Regions from separate parts of the Homo sapiens genome. Here region 1 is linked to region 2. Evidence: chromatin loops called from intact Hi-C (ENCODE). Cell type or tissue: Caco-2. All regions are shown on one strand. Links, peaks and the distances in the headings refer to the core of each region. The heading gives the core; the rest is flanking DNA.

Region 1 (8,542 bases), core at 3,560-6,059, 71 kb before region 2:
GAATCCAAACCTGTGAGAAAATATAAATTTCTGTTGTTTTGAGTCATGAAATTTTTGGTAATTTGCTATAACAGCCACAGGAAACTAATATACATGTTTACCTGGGTCCAGTGTGTCCTGTGACTCCTGCTTTCCTGGGACAGGCAGGCTGCGCCATGCCTGCTGGCCACCCTCCTTGGTGCTGGACGCTGCAGGCTGCTCCATGTGTGTTGGCCATTTCCTTTGGTGCTGGACAGCACTCACATGAAATCCACTGGCCCTGTGAAAAACACCTGCAAATGTTACCAGGACAGGGGTTAATTCTTCTGTTGGCAACTCTTGGTATTGCTTATGCCTTAACATCTGTGCCTCCAATATCCCTTCTCTCTGCCTTCATTGAAGCCAGGAAAGCAGTCACCTTTTGCCTTTCTTTGCCTCTCAGCAAGTGGCATGTCTCCATGTCACTTTAAGCATCAAGCACACAGAGCCCAATAAGATGCTGAGAAGTATCTGCCTACAAGGTGCTGGAGACATTCTGAGCCCGGTATCTCCAGGGGTCAGGAAAACAGCTACAGGAAACCTAAAGTTCAAAATGCTGAAGTGAAAAATGGGTGATCACAAAAGGGAAACACAAGCCCCTTCTTTTAAAAATATTATGGTGATAATGCACAACATAAAATTTACCATATTAACCATTTGTAAGTATACAGTGCAGTAGTGATAAGTATATACATTTGTTGAGTAATGAGTTTCTAGAACTTGCTCCTCTTGGAGAACTGAAACTATATCCACTCTACAACAACTCCCCATTTCTCTATCCCCTGGCTTCTGGAAACAACCATTTTATTTTCTGTTTCTATGAGTTTGACTAATTACGAACCTAATGTAAGAGAAATCATACACTATTTGTCTTTGTGTGACTGGCTCATTTCAACTAGTACTAGTGTAATGTTTTCAAGGTTCATCTATGTTGTAGCATGTGACAAGGCCTCTTTCTTTTTTAAGGCTAATAATATTATAGTATTCCATTGCATGGATAGACCACATTGATTGATTGATTGATTGATTGAGACAATCTCACTCTGTTGCCCAGGCTGGAGTGCAGTGGCAAGATCGTGGCTCACTGCAGTCTGAATCTCCAATTCTCAAGCTATCCTGCTGCCTCAGCCTTCTGAGTAGCTGGGACTACAGGCACATGATACCATGCCTGGCTAATTAAAAACATTTTTTGTGTGTGTGTGTGGAGATGGGGTCTCACTATTTTGCCCAGGCTTGTCTTGAGCTCTTGGGCTCTAGCTATTCTCCTGCCTTGGCCTTCCAAAGTTCTGGAATTACAGATATGAAGCACTGCATCTGGCCCACATTTTCTTTATTGTTTCATCCACTTATGGACACTGGATTGCTTCTCCCTCTTAGCTACTGTGAATAATGTTGCAATTAACATGCGTGTGCAAGTATTTCTTTGAGATCTTGTTTTCAATCCTTTCGGATGTATACCCAGAAATGAGATTGCTGGATCATGTGGTATTTCTAGTTACAATTTTTTGAGGAACCTCCATACTGCTCGTTATAGCAGCTATACCATTTTACATTCCACCAACAGCACACAGGGATTTCAATTTCTCCATCCTAGATAGTGCTTGTTGTTTTCTGTTATTTTAATAGTGGCCATCTTAATGGGTATAAGGTGACAGCTCATTGTGGTTTTAATTTACATTTTTCTAATGATTAGTGATGTTGAGCATCTTTTCATACGCTTGTTGGCCATTTGCATATCTTCTTTGGAGAAATGTCTATTCAAGTTCTTTGCCAATTTTTAATCAGATTATTTGTTTTTCTGTTGTTGGCTTGTAGTAGTTCTTTCAATATTTTGGATATTAACCCCTTAGATATACAATTTGCAAATATGTTCTTCCACCAGAAGCTGCCTTTTCACTTTGATTGTTTCCTTTGATGCACAGAAATTTTAAAGTTCAATGTATTCTTATATGCCTATTTTTTCTTTTGTTTTCTGTGCCTTTGGTGTCATATCCAAGAAATCACTGCCAAATCCACTGTCATGAAGCTTTCCCCTTACTTGATGGTGTCCCATGAGTTCCACTGAATTTCATTGCCACCAAGCCTGGCTAATGTTTTTGATTTTTTAGTAGAGGTGAGGTTTTGCTATGTAGCACAGGCTTGTCTTGAACTCCTAGGCTCAAACAATCCTTCCACCTTGGCCTCCAAAAATGCTGAGATGACAGGCATGAGCCACCATGCCAGGCCCATCGTTCTACTCCCTATCTCCACGAGTTCAATTATTTTCATTTTTAGCTCCCACAAATAAATGAGAACATGTGAAGTTTGTCTTCCTGTGCCTGGCTTATTTCACTTAACATAACGACCTCCAGTTCCATCCATGTTGTTGCAAATGACAGTATCCCATTCTTTTTTATGGCTGAATAGTACTGCACATATAACACATTTTCGTTATGCATTTATGTATTGATGGACAGATAATTGCTTTCAAATCTTGGCTATTGTGAACAGTGCTGCAACAAACATCGGAGTGCAGATATCTCTTTGATATATTGATTTCCTTTCTTTTGAGTATAAACCTAGCAGTGGGATTACTGGGTCATATGGTAGTTCCATTTTTAGTTTTTTCAGGAACCTCCAAACTGCTCTCCACAGTGGCTGTGGTAATTTACATTCCCACCAACAATGTACAAGAGTTCCCTTGTCTCCACATCCTTGTCAGTATTTGTTTGGATAAAAGCCATTTTAACTGGGGTGACATGGTGTCTTATTGTAGTTTTGATTTGCGTTTCTCTGAGGATCAGTTATGTTGAGCACCTTTTCACAAGCCTGTTTGCATTTGTATGTCTCTTTTTAAGAAATATCTATTCACATCTTTTGCCTATTTTTTGTTTGGATTATTAGATTTTTTTCCTACAGAGTTGTTTGAGCTTGTTACATAATTCTGGTTTTGAATCCCTTTTCAGATGTGTAGTTTGCAAATATTTTCTCCCGTTCTGTGGGTTACCTCTTCACTTTGTGGTTTGCTTCCCTTGCTGTGCAGGAGCTTTTCAACTCAACGTGATCCCATTTGTCCATTTTTGATTTGGTTGCCTATGCTCGTGGAGTATTACTCAGAAAATCTTTCCCCAGACCAATGAGCTGGAGAATTTACCCAATGTTTTCTTTTAGTAGCTTCATAGTTTGAGGTCGTAAGTTTAAGTCTTTAATCCACTTTGATTTGATTTTTTGTATATGGTGAGAGATAGGGGTCTAGTTTCATTTTCTGCATGTGGCTATCTAGTTTTCCTGGTATAATTTATTGAAGAGAGTCCTTTCCCCAATGTATGCTCTTAGCATCTTTGTCAAGAATGAGTTCACTGTTGACATATGAAAGTTTGCTGATTCTTTTTTTCTGTTTGATCAAGTTTGTTATTGAAACCCTCTAGTGAATTTTCCAATTCAATTATTGTATTCTTTTTTTTTTTTTTTTTGAGTCTCTCTCTGTCGCCAGGCTGGAGTGCAGTGGCACAATCTTGGCTCACTGAAACTTCTGCCTTCCGGGTTCAAGTGATTCTCCTGCCTCAGCCTCCTGAGTAGCTGGGACTATAGGCACCCACCACCATGCCTGGCTAATTTTTGTATTTTTAGTAGAGACGGGGTTTCATCATGTTGGCCAGGATGGTCTCTGTCTCTTGACCTCGTGATCCACCCGCCTCGGCCTCCCAAAGTATTGTATTCTTTAGCTCTAGAATTTCTGTGTTGTTTTTGCAGTTTCTATCTCTTTGTTGATATTCTCATTTTGTTCATGTGTTTTTCTGATTTTATGAAGTTGTCCATCTATGTTCTCTTTTAGGTCATTGAATACCCTTGAGACAGTTATTTTGAGTTCTTTGGCAAGTAATTAATATATCTCCATATCTTTTTTTTTTTTTGAGACAGAGTCTTGCTCTGTCACCCAGTCTGAGGCTCCCTGCAATGTCCACCTCCCAGATTCACACCATTCTCCTGCCTCAGTCTCCCCAGTAGCTGGAACTACGGGCGCCCGCCACCACTCCCAGCTAATTTTTTGTACTTTTAGTAGAAAATGGGTTTCACCGTGTTAGCCAGGATGGTCTCGATCTCCTGACCTTGTGATCCGCCTGCCTCGGCCTCCCAAAGTGCTGGGATTACAGGTGTGAACCACTGCGGCTGGCCATATATCTCCATATCTTTAAGGTCATTTTCTGGAGATTTATTTTGTTCCTTTGACTAGGTCACCTTTCTCTATTCTATATATGCCTGTGATCCTTTGTTGAGATTTGGGCATTTGAAGAAACCAGCCACCCCTCTCAGTCTTTACAAACTGGTTTTATATACAGGAGGATTTGTACCAATCAGCCTAGCTAGAGATTCTGGGGACTCTGAAACCTTTCATTCCCAATAAAAGAGATTTGTCGTGCTTCTTCTCAGGAGTCCAAAATCCCTTGCACCTCCTGGTGCTTGTCTGCAATACTGTAGTGTCTCTGGTGTAACAAGCCACAATGCTGGCCTTGTTCTCAGCTGTCCCCAGTCTGACATCCAAAGTACAGTGGAGCCCTGTCTGCACCTCGAGTTAGGCAAGGCCAGCACTAACCCCTTGGCAGCCCCTTGAAAATCCAGAACACTGGACACAAATTCAGCTCTTCTCTTTCTCTCTCGAGGGAAAGGCCCCGGGGCAGAGTTTTCTTCCAGTTACACCATATTGCATCCAGGAAGGGGACAGGGCAGACAGAGTGCAACTCACTTCACCACCTGGATCAACACAGCTTTTCTTGGCTTTGAGCTCACCTGGGATGCTGCAACCTCTTAATTGGGGTCTGGAACTCTGACAAAAGCAATTTGGTCCATATGTTGTTGTTAAGTCAGTGTCTATGCTGGGGAACAAGAGCCTGGTGAGGGGTTTCTATTCCATCATCTGGCTGACGTCACTCCTGACCTTTCTTTTCTTTTAAAGCCATTTTCCTGAGTTGATTTGAAGACTCTTCCATATTGTTAGTGTACTAATAATGTGAACCCAAATTTCTCCCGTGTGGATTCTACTTTCAAATACTTATTTTACTCTGAACTTGAAAAGTGAGAATCTCACCTGTGTGAAGAAGCAGGGAAGCCTTCCATTTCATTCTCTGGCTGCTTTTTGATCTTATCTTTAGGCTGCAGCTTGATGGGTTATATATGTGCTCCAGCTATTTCCTTCTCAACACAAGGAGCTCTTGAACTCCCTTGAGGTAGCAGCTTGTCAGCACTTCCAGAGCTTTTCTTGGAGGGCATCAGTCTTTGATTTGGAGGTGGAGATAATGGAAAAAATCTAGTACCCAGGAGAGGCAGCACCGGCACTTGGGGACAACACCGGTTGTATCTGCACCAGGACACATATTTGAAAACCACAGTGGGTTTTAAAAACAAGGTCCATTTTTATGATTATGAAATTAATACATATCTATTGTAAAAAGTATAAAGATTTGAAAAGTAGAAAATAAAATCAGCCACAATCATATCACTTCGTGATAACCACTATATTTTAGTCTATTTGCTCTCTGTATTTTACATAGAGATACTTCTTTTTTTCTCCATTATTAGGAACATATTCTCTGTAAAGCCATAACTAAAATATTTTTAAATTAAGTGAAGGGATCATTTTTATATGCATATTTAGAAACAGAATTTTTTTCTAAAGAAAATGTTTATTTCTTAAAGATTTCAGTGGACATTGGTTTCTATAGGGTGAAGAGATGGGAGGGAGGGGATTGGTAATGTGAGTTAATTCCTCCAGGCATTCATGAGGCTAGTGCTTTCTGTTTGTGCATCTTCTAAGCAGCCTTGTCCTTGTCTTGCCAGACATTTGCAGCTATGAATATGTAGTAAGTGCACAACTGAGGGGCATCTTGTTATGTCTTGCTCGCTCACTCACTCCCTGGTGGAGGCCAATAGGAAAGCGACAGACTTGGACAAGCTCTTAAGTGCATACCTTTGGGGATGTCAATAGTTTGAAAAGAACTTTTCACTGCACAGTATTGAGACAAAATGTTGGCTCCAACTCATTGAGAATTGAGCGAAAGGATCTCACCATTTCTACATAATGGGTCACTTCTAAAATTAAAAAATATATATACAGAAATTGTTTTTGCTGATGCAAACTTGACTTGTAAGTTGGTTGGTTAAGTGAAAACATCATTTATGGTAGGGAATCATAAAAAATTGTATGGTCTTATTTCAGCCTAAAACATACATATGTATGTTCATTCATGAGAAGTTTGATGTTTGGGCTAATGTATTTCCTTCGTGTATGGGTCTGCTGATTAGAGTCCAGCAACTTTCTTATACAATCACAATAAGAACCAGCATTATATAGTAGAATCGCCAGAATTAACACATAAAAATATAGGATGCCCACTAAAGTTGAATTCATATTGACAAAACAAATATATTTTAGTATAGGTATGTCTCAAATATTGCATAAGGTATATTCACACTAAAATTTTGTGTGTGTGTATTTGAAATTCAAATTTAACTGGGCCTCCTGTATTTTATGCAGTAACTCTGTTATGTAATCTACATCACACCTGTAATCCGTCATCTTTGAGTTTAGTTTTTCTTGCATTATTGTTGTAACTCCTATGGGCAACACCGGCATAAGCAAAGGTTGTCTGTTCCGGAACAAGTGATGTCTGCTGAGGGGTCCACTGTACACATGCCCATCGCATAAGTTCACTCAAGTAAAACTTGGGTCTAGAGTAACAATAGGAGAGAAGACGTGTGCCAGAAGAAAATGAAGCTGATTTCACGTAATGACAGGCTGGAACTGAACAGAAGCTCCATAGGGGAACCCTCATTTTGTTTCTCATCAGGGCCATATTCACTCTCATACCCACACCACACACCATACACCACACATCCACCCGCCACACCACACACATACTTATACCACGCACACACGTATCAGGTGCACACACCCACACCACACACCACATACCACACAGGCACACACTTACACCACACACACATCAGGTGTACACGCACCACATACCACACACAACACATACACTTTCCCACACCACACACCACATACCACATAGACATACATACCACACATACACACACACCCCTCCACACCACACACCACATATACCACACAGACACACATTCACATCACACACACACATAATCAGGCACACACACACATACACACACCCCAAACACATACCATATACATCCTACACATACCACACACACACGCCACACACATACTCCATACCACACACATAGCACCACACACAGCACACATAACACACAGACACACCACATACATGCATATCAACCACTTCACATATCACACACACCACACACATACACATCAGGCATACACACACACCACCCACACACCCCATACACCACACACATCACATACCACGCATATCATATACCACACACATCACACAGATCACACACACACCACACTATACACACATACACACCACACACATATCACACACACCCCACACCACACCACATACACCACACACATCGCACACAGTACACACGTATGCCACACACACCACACACACGCACATGATACACACATGCTCCTCCATTGTTGTTTCATTCCTCTATCAAGCTCGTACCTAATTTTTTTCTCCAAAAATGCCTGCAGCCTTGTAGATTCAATATTTAGGAGCACATTCCTCTTTCACGGTATGTGAGATATGAGAGGAAGGGAAGAAGCTGCTTTCGTTGAACTTGAAGTGGGCTGTTTCCAGAGGAAAACGTCTCCCCCACACCTGCCCCCTGCGCAGCACTGAGGCTGAGGTGGGAAGAGTGGACCCCGGCTGGGTCCCGACTTCAAGATTTGCAGTTGAGCAACAAGAACTCTTCCTGGAGGGAGGTGCCTCTGTGGTAGCAGATTCCTCAGAGAACTTTTGTAGACACACGTACACATACACATACATACATGTAACGTACACATACATACATGTATAGAGTTTGGTAGGTGTGTGCTTGTAATACATAGACTTCTTTTTGTCTGCTTAGAAAATATGAAAAGAACTTTTGTGCCGAAAGAAAGATCGCCAGTTTTCATTCTCTATGCTTGAATTGCTCTGAAAAAAAAAAAAGTGTAAAATCTTTGAAAGTAATACTGTGTATCCATTCTCTGAGGCAAAGTACCCAGGAAAAAATTTCTATCCACCTACCTACCTACCTACCTATCTATCTTGTCTTAGAGTTATATGCCTCAGCTATTTATTCTAGAATCTTAAATGTGGACCCCATTGACTGAAGAGTAGCTGGGTCCCCATGCAGAGGGACCTTGTGATGTCCAGCCTTTCTTCAAAGGGACAATGGCCATTGACTTGGGTAACTATCCACTGGGGAACTGACATATCCAGGTCACATCTGCTCCTGACTGACCCACAGGAGGCTACAAAGCCCCTGCCTTTTTGTCTTTGAGGTGGACCCCTATGTAGAAATAGCCAGGCTTCAGAGTTCCCTGTAGGACTGACGGAAGCATCCCTGTGCACTCGCTGCTTCTACCCTGTCCTGCTTCTGTAAC
Region 2 (8,542 bases), core at 2,181-4,680:
TAGTGGTCTGGGTTGTAAATCAGCCTAATAATTCCTTTTGTTGGAGAGTTTAGCAAGGGTGTGGTTTTTCTTGTAGCTGTAAGAATTTAGAAATTTGCCATGCCAGCCAGGCCCTAAACTTCCATTTGTAAATAACTTTTTTTTTTTTTTTTTGAGACGGAGTCTCGCTCTGTCACCCAGGCAGAGTGGTGTGATTTTGGCTCACTGCCAGCTCCACCTCCCAGGTTCATGCCATTCTCCTGCCTTAGCCTCCTGACTAGCTGGGACTACTGGCGCCCGCCACCATGCCCGGCTAATTTGGGTTTTGTTTTTTTTTTTTTTTTGGATTTTTAGTAGAGACAAGGTTTCACTGTGTTAGCTAGGATGATCTCGATCTCCTGACCTTGTGATCCACGCACTTCGGCCTCCCAAAGTGCTGGGATTACAGGCGTGAGCCACCGCGCCCGGCCTGTAAGTAACTCTGTTTCATTAACTTTAGGGTCCATCTTAGTTGGTAAATCATAGCGGGTTGAAGCTGTCGTTTTGTGCTGAATCAGTTCCTAGGTGAAGGTTACAAGACCAGCTGAGTCACTGTCTTGGTATGGGTTACCAGTCCAGGTGGCCACAGCTGGTCCATCAAAATGCAAGGTCCAAAAGACACTTCACATACCAGTCCTAGGTTTAACAGTAGTGACGTTCCCTACAGGAGGTTGCAATCTTGCGACCTTCGACTGCAAGACTCCTGAACCACAGTTCTAACCTTGTGTCTAATTTGTCAGTTTTACAAAGGTGGTTTCAGTCCCAGAGCAAGGAGGCGGTTAGTTTTAGGAAGGGGATGTTGTCATCTTTGTTTCAAAGTTACACTATAAACTAAATTCATCTGAAGGTTAGTTTGGCCTACGCCCAGGAATGAACAAGGGCATCCTGTGAGGTTAGAAGTAGGGTGGAATCAGCGATGTCCAATTTCTTTCACTGCCAGAATTTTTCCATGTGAGACTTCCCTCACTGCCAAAGGTGGTTTCAGAGTGGTCTAGAATGTCACAACTGTTGTGCTGAACCCGTACTGACTCCCGTAAGGATGGCAGTATGTCTGAGAGGCCAAAAAAGAAGTCCAGAGATAATAAGTGAGTCACGGGGTTTATCTGAAGAATTTACAAACACACAGGGACAGTCCAGTGGCAGTGGGCTAGACTGGAGAACTGCTACTGTTTCTAAAAAGCATGCAGTTTATATCACATTTTCACTTAGCACCTTCCACCTAGCCATCTCCACCTGGCAACCTCATTTGACCCAAAACAAAGGGCCTCAATCCTCTGTATGGCCTGCTTTCCAAAGGATGGGCCAGGGGTTTGGACATCCTTCATGGATAAGGAAAGACTCTCCAGATCTGCTACTCTTGGATTCCTTAGCTTGGGACAAGGTACACACATTCTTCTTAGGCCACAGGGTCATTCTCGGGGTAAAGTTATTGCTCTCAGGTGCATCTGCCATACAACATCCAGGTGGCTGTGCTGACAAGGTCATTTAGCCATAGGTTCTGATCCATTGCATCTGCTGAGATGAGGCAAGGTGAAGTTGTGTGAGCGGTACAGAAAGGGAGCGATTGTTGCTGCAGGAGGATAACATGGTGTCTTGCCCTGAGTAGTATCCCAGTGTGTCCACTGAGCCTGGCAGGTGCTCAGAAAACATTAGAGGAGCTGGACTTAGATGACACAGCCCATCAGCAGCATGGTCTCCGGCCTTGAGCTCTGTCACTCCTTGTTTTCTTTCTTTTCCTTTATCATTGTAAAAGTAATACTTGCTCAATAAAGGGATTTGGTAAACAGAGAAAAGTGGGGAGAAAAGAATCATGTGATCCATTTCCATTCAGTGTTTTTTTCTTTTTTCTTTTCTTTTCTTTTCTTTTTTTTTTTTTTTTTTTGAGATGGAGTCTTGCTCTGTCGCCCAGGCTGGAGTGCAATGGCATGATCTTGGCTCACTGCAACCTCCGCCTCCCAGGTTCAAGAGATTCTCCTGCCTCAGCCTCCCGAGTAGCTGGGATTACAGGCACCCACCACACCTGGCTAATTTTTGTGTTTTTAGTAGAGACAGGGTTTCACCACATTGACCAAGCTGATCTTGAACTACTAACCTCAGGTAATCCACCCACCTTGGCCTCGCAAAGTGCTGGGATTACAGGCGGGAGCCACCACACCTGGCCTTTCAGTGTTTTTTTAGAAAATTAATTTTTAAATAGGATGGTTAAAAATGTACAGTTTATACTATTTTATTTCTTAATTTTATTACTTAACAGTCTATCTTATGTTTTCAGTCTATTTTTCTAACCTTAGCATGCATGGCTGCATGGCATCCTGCAGAACAGAACTGCAAGCATGGTCACGTGTATTGTATAACATGTCCTTATGGTAGTCATAACCTGCAGAGTGACAGAGACTTTTCAGGGTTTTCTTCTATTTTCTAGGAGAACTCCAAGTTCACCTAGTATGTTTATACAATTAATTGCAGGGCAGCTACAGGATCATCTCGAGCAATGATGGCACTTCTAAAGGACCCTCTTCTTTCCTCATGAAGCAGGATTTAGCTGGAACAGAGGGCTCAAGATACGCCATCACCAAATATTCCACTTTGGCATATTCATTACTTTGAACTAAAATAAGTTAAGAATCAGCCAAAGCAGAGAAAGTGCTTTACCTCCCCCAACTGCTAAAACAAAGCAAAAAGTTCCCCTTTTGTACAGGAAATTTATACCTACAAAAACATTTCATTAGTAAAGATGGCTGTACTAGGAACAGAGATAATTTTACAACAGAGATGTTATGGGGAAGAGTCCCAATTCAGACTCCAAGAGAGGGTTCTTGGATGTCATGCAAGAAAGAATTCAGGGCGAGTTTACAGAGTAAAGTGAAAGTAAGTTTATTAAGAAAGTAAAGGAATAAAAGAATGGCTACTCCATAGGCAGAGCAGCGCCGAGTACTGCTGGTTGCCCATTTTTGTGGTTATTTCTTGATGATATGCTGAGCAAGGGGTGGATTATTCATGCCTCCCCTTTTTAGACCATGTAGGGTAACTTCCTGACGTGGCCATGGCATTTGTAAACTGTCATGGCGCTGGTGGGAGTGTAGCAGTGAGGACGACCAGAGTTCATGCTCATGGCTGTCTTGGTTTTGGTGGGATTTATCCAGCTTCTTTACTGCAACTTGTATTTATTTATTTATTTATTTATTTATTTTGAGACAGAGTCTCACTCTGTTGCCCAGGGTGGAGTGCAGTGGCACGATCTCCGCTCACCGCAAGCTTGGCATCCTGGGTTCACGCCATTCTCCTGCCTCAGCCTCCCGAGCAGCTGGGACTGCAGGTGCCTGCCACCACGCCCAGATAATTTTTTGTATTTTTTTTAGTAGAGAAGGGGTTTCACCGGGTTAGCTAGGATGGTCTTGATCTCCTGACCTCATGATCCTCCCACCTCAGCCTCCCAAAGTGCTGGGATTACAGGCGTGAGCCACTGAGCCCGGCCCACTGCAACCTGTTTCATCAGCAAGATCTTTATGACCTGTATCTTGTGCTGACCTTCTATTTCATTCTGTGACTAAGAATGCCTAACCTCCTGGGAATGCAGCCCAGCAGGTCCAGCCTTATCTTACTTAGCACCTATTCAATATGGAGTTGCTCTGGTTGAAACACCTCTGACAGAGAGACTTTTATCTGGGTAACCAGGCAATGCTTATTCACCATACATTTCCTCCCCTCTTGTTACCCTCTTGTAACCACCCAATGGGCTCACCTTGCCTGCTGCCTAGATAGAACCGATTTATCGAGACAGGGGAACGACAATGGAGAAAGAGTGATTCACACAGAGCCGGCTGTGTAGGAGACCAGAATTTCATAGTTACTCAAATCAGTCTCCCCAAGCATTCGGGGATCAGAGTTTTTAAAGATAATTTGGCACATAGGGGCTTGGGAGGTGGGGATTGATTAGGTTGGAGATGGAATCACAGGGGGTTGAAGTTAGGTTTTTTTAATGTCTTCTATTCCTGGGTGCCATGGCAGAACTGGTTGGGCCGGATTACCAGTTTAGCTAGTGTCAGCTGATCCATTGAGTGCAGGGTCTGCGAGATATCTCAAGTGCTGATCTTAGGTTTTACAATAGTGATGTTATCCCCAGGAGCAATCTGGGGAGGTTCAGACTCTTGGAACCAGAGGCTGCATGACCCCTAAATTGTAATTTCTAATCTTGTAGCTAATTTGTTAGTCCTGCAAAGGCAGACTGGTCCCAGGCAAGAAGGGGTTCTTTTCAGGAAAGGGTTGTTATCAATTTTGTTTTAGGGTCAAACCATGAGCTGAATTCCTTCCCAAAGTTAGTTCTGCCTATGCCCAGGAACGAACAAGGACAGCTTAAGGGTTAGAAGCAAGATGGAGTTGGTTAGGTCTGATTTCTTTCACTGTCATAATTTCCTCAGTTATAATTTTGCAAAGATGGTTTTACTCTCATAACATGTCTCCACTCTCCCCCAAAGCCCAAGCCCCTGCTCCTTTCTGTAGCTCAGGATAGGGAGAGCGTATAAGTCTCAGTCATCTAGCTGCTTTGTTGAGTCTCCTATGTTTGTCACACTCCCTGTGAGTACGTACATAATTAAAAGTGTTTTTCTCCGGTTAATGTGTCTTATGTCAACTTATTTTGTAGACCAACGAAAGTACCTAGAAGGATAGAAGAAAGCACTTTTCCCTCCACTGTGGTGGCTATGAAAAACAATTCCCTCTAAAATTATATCAAGATGATCACATTTCTGGAACTAAAGCTTTTTCCAAAACATTTTTTTTGGGGGGTGAGGTAACCCAGGCTGGAATAAGTGGCTTTTCATCAGGAGAGTTCATAGTGCGCTGCAGGCTGGAACCCCTGGGCTCAAACTGTCCTCCCACCTCAGCCTCCCAACTGGCTGGTGCTGTAGGCATGAGCCACCATGCCTGGCAAAAATCTGTTTCTTTTTTTTCTTTCTTTCTTTCTTTTTTTTTTTTTTGAGACAGAGTTTCCCTCTTGTTGCCCAGGCTGGAGTGCAATAGCGCAATCTCGGCTCACTGCAACCTCCGTCTCCAGGGTTCAAGTGATTCTCCTGCCTCAGCCTCCTGAGTAGCAGGGATTACAGGCACCCGCCACCACACCTGGCTAATTTTTTTTTTTGTATTTTTAGTAGAGATGGGGTTTCACCATGTTGGCCAGGCTGGTCTCAAGCTCCTGACCTCAGGTGATCCACCCGTCTCCACCTCCCAAAGTGCTGGGATTACAGGCGTGAGCCTCCACGGCTGGCACAGATATGTTTCTTAATAAACATTTTCACTGCGAGAACTTCAGTGTATCAAGGTAGAGGTAGATTTTTAATATGCTGCATAGACAAATTCTGCAAAGGAAAAATGGAAAGGGTGCCCAGGAGACAGGCAGCCACGTACCTGTGATGCGTGTCATGCACCTCTGCATGGCATCCAATCGCGCCCCCTTCTCTGGCAGGACAGGAAGGAGCCTTTGCTTCGGGGCTGCGCATCTAAAATTGCCAGAGTAGGACAGCACATATTTGCAGGCTAACACAAGCATTTCTGAAAGGAAATGCATTTGGAAACTGAGTGGTATTGAAGCATCTATTTTTCTTGCTAGCAGCACAATCTGCCACCAGGAAGGTTTTAAACACTTTCCTGACAGAGAGTGCCTGCCTGAATTTTTTGGTAATTAATCATGCATAATACTTTAAATTCCACACAGGCGGCTGGCTGAAAACCCTCCAGGGATTGCTGCATTTGCTATCCGAAAGTCAACTCCTATGCCTTCGGAGAGTGAGGAAGATCAGAGAGGGGCATTTTTGCCTGTTTTAATGTCGCCATCAGTCACCAGGCAAGTCTGCAATCTTTGCTGCATCCTTCCATGGTATCGGCACAAGCAAGGCTGTAGGTATCTAATACATATTTAAGAGTATGGGATGTAATAAAATCGGGTAATTCCTTGCCTTGGCTGGCACCACAGTATTCTCAAATAGGAAGACTGGGTGCTAGGATCTGTCTGCTGTGCTTGTGTGGGCTCACTTGAAGAGTCAGATCACATCCCTCTCTTGTTTGGCCAGCTCTGTTAGAACCATGGTGGTGGGTAATTAAATGATACACCAGCGCCTCTCACCTGACAGCTTAAGAGAACGTTCACATATATTTACATATATATTTCAGATACACATATATTTCACAGTTGTAAACCAAAAGGTATGTGAGACAGGTCTCAATCGATTTAGAAAGTTTATGTTGTCAAGGTTAAGGATGCACCTGTGATGCAGCCTCAGAAGGTCCCAACATGTGCCCGAGGTGGTCCAGGCACAGCTTGGTTTTATACATTTTAGGGAGACAAGAGATAAACACTGGTTCCTTCGGTCTGCAAAGGTAGGACAACTCCAAGTGGGGAGGGGGCTTCCAGGTCTTAGGTAGAAAAGAGAAAAACAGTTGCATCCTTTTGCGTTTCTGATTAGCTCTTCATTGAATGTGCCATTTACAGGAATAGTCGCTTACGCCTTAATCTGGCTTAGTGAAACAATAGGGCAAAGGAAGCAATCAGATTTGCATTTGTCTCACATGAGCAGAGGGATGACTTTGAGTTCTGTCTGTTGTTGACGAAAAGAGTCAAACTCTGTGAAATATCTGAAGAGATTTATTCTGAGCCAAAAATGAGTGACCACGGCCCATGACACAGCCCTCAGGAGGTCCTGGGAACATGTGTCCAAGGTGGTCGGAGTGCAGCTTGATTTTATATATTTTAGGGAGGCATGAGACATTAATCAAATACATTTGAGAAATACATTGATTTGGTTCAGAAAGGCAGGACAGTTTGAAGCAGGGGCTTCCAGGCTATAGGTGAATTTAAGCATTTTCTGGTTGGCAATCGGTTGAGTTTGTCTGAAGACCTGGGATGGATATAAAGGGAATGTTCGGGGCCGGGCATGGTGGCTTACGCCTGTAATCCCAGCACTTTGGGAGGCGGGTGGATCACCTGAGGTCAGGAGTTCCAGATCAGCCTGGCCAACATGGAGAAACCCCTGTCTCTACCAAAAATACAAAAATTAGCCTGACGTGGTGGTGGCTGCCTGTAATCCCAGCTACTCAGGAGGCTGAGGCAGGAGAATTCCTCGAACCTGGGAGCCAGAGGTTGCAGTGAGCAGAGATCACCCCATTGCACTCCAGCCTGGCAACAGAGTGAGACACTCTTGGGAAAAAAAAGAAAGAAAGAAAGAAAGAAAGAAAGAAAGAAAGAAAGAAAGAAAGAAAGAAAGAAAGAAAGAAAGAGAAAAGAAAGAAAGAAAGAAAGAAAGAAAGAAAGAAAGAAAGAAAGAAAGAAAGAAAGAAAGAAAGAAAGAAAGAAATGGAATATTCAGGTTAAGATAAAAGATTGTAAAGACCAAGATTCTTTTGAAGTCTTATAGTGGCTGCCCATAGAGACAATAAATGACAAATATTTCCTATTCAGACCTCCAAAAGGTACTAGACTCTCAGTTAATCTCTTCAGGACTGGGTGGGGGGGCCTGGAAGAAAAAGATCTAGCTATGTTGATAGAGATTTTTTACAGATGCAAATTTTCCCCCACAAAGGATGGCTTTGCAGGGCCATTTCAAAATATGGCAAAGAAACATATTTTGGGGTAAAATATTTTTATCTTCTTCTTTGTCACAAAATGTTATGCCAGAGTCACATTGGAAAGTAAGTCACGATATATAGGGTTAAATAAAACCCATCTGATGAGAATTTGTGGTTTGTAGGGCATGACTCCCCAGACTCCTTAGATAGGAATTTGGGCAAAATAAGAAAAAAATCACAACTTAGCCCTGTCTTTCATCCACTGGGAATTTTCTTGCGGGAAAATTGTGAGGGAGATATGTAGCTTTTTTGTCTTTGTAGCTGTCTTATTTAGGAATATAATGGGAGGCAGGTTGGCCGGAGCAGCTCCCAGCTTGACTTTTCCCTTAGTGATTTTGGCTTAGTGATTCTGGAGTCCCAAGGTTTATTTTCCTTTCACACATTATTACCTTCATGACAGGGCAGTGTAGTGGGCCATTTCAAAATATGGCAAAGAAACATATTTTGGGGTAAAATATTTTTATCTTCTTCTTTGTCACAAAATGTTATGCCAGAGTCACATTGGAAAGTAAGTCACGATATATAGGGTTAAATAAAACCCATCTGATGAGAATTTGTGGTTTGTAGGGCATGACTCCCCAGACTCCTTAGATAGGAATTTGGGCAAAATAAGAAAAAATCACAACTTAGCCCTGTCTTTCATCCACTGGGAATTTTCTTGCGGGAAAATTGTGAGGGAGATATGTAGCTTTTTTGTCTTTGTAGCTGTCTTATTTAGGAATATAATGGGAGGCAGGTTGGCCGGAGCAGCTCCCAGCTTGACTTTTCCCTTAGTGATTTTGGCTTAGTGATTCTGGAGTCCCAAGGTTTATTTTCCTTTCACACATTATTACCTTCATGACAGGGCAGTGTAGTGAAGGAAAAAAGGGCTTCCCTTCACCCTTCTAGGTTCTTTGACTGGGCTATG

Evidence for each region. Hi-C counts contacts between places; a loop is a spot of excess contacts. Peaks named below come from ENCODE experiments on the same cell type or tissue, not always from the same donor. Only the 100,000 strongest peaks of a DNase experiment are listed, where the experiment ranks them.
Region 1: it touches region 2 in a loop (2.2-fold over the local background); 5 of 110 quality-filtered maps call a loop at or near these places.

What each region holds. Positions count from the first base shown.
Region 1 is chr15:25,949,989-25,958,530 of GRCh38, forward strand. The region is part of intron 1 of LINC02346 (long intergenic non-protein coding RNA 2346); the gene reads left to right. Among named protein-coding and RNA genes, the nearest start is that of LINC02346, 52 kb to the left of the region's middle. In Caco-2, for the core only: no CTCF peak of the experiment used is centred there; no DNase peak of the experiment used is centred there.
Region 2 is chr15:26,022,813-26,031,354 of GRCh38, forward strand. The region is part of intron 2 of LINC02346 (long intergenic non-protein coding RNA 2346); the gene reads left to right. Among named protein-coding and RNA genes, the nearest start is that of TRE-TTC2-2, 55 kb to the right of the region's middle. In Caco-2, for the core only: no CTCF peak of the experiment used is centred there; DNase peaks (open chromatin) are centred at 3,549 and 4,066.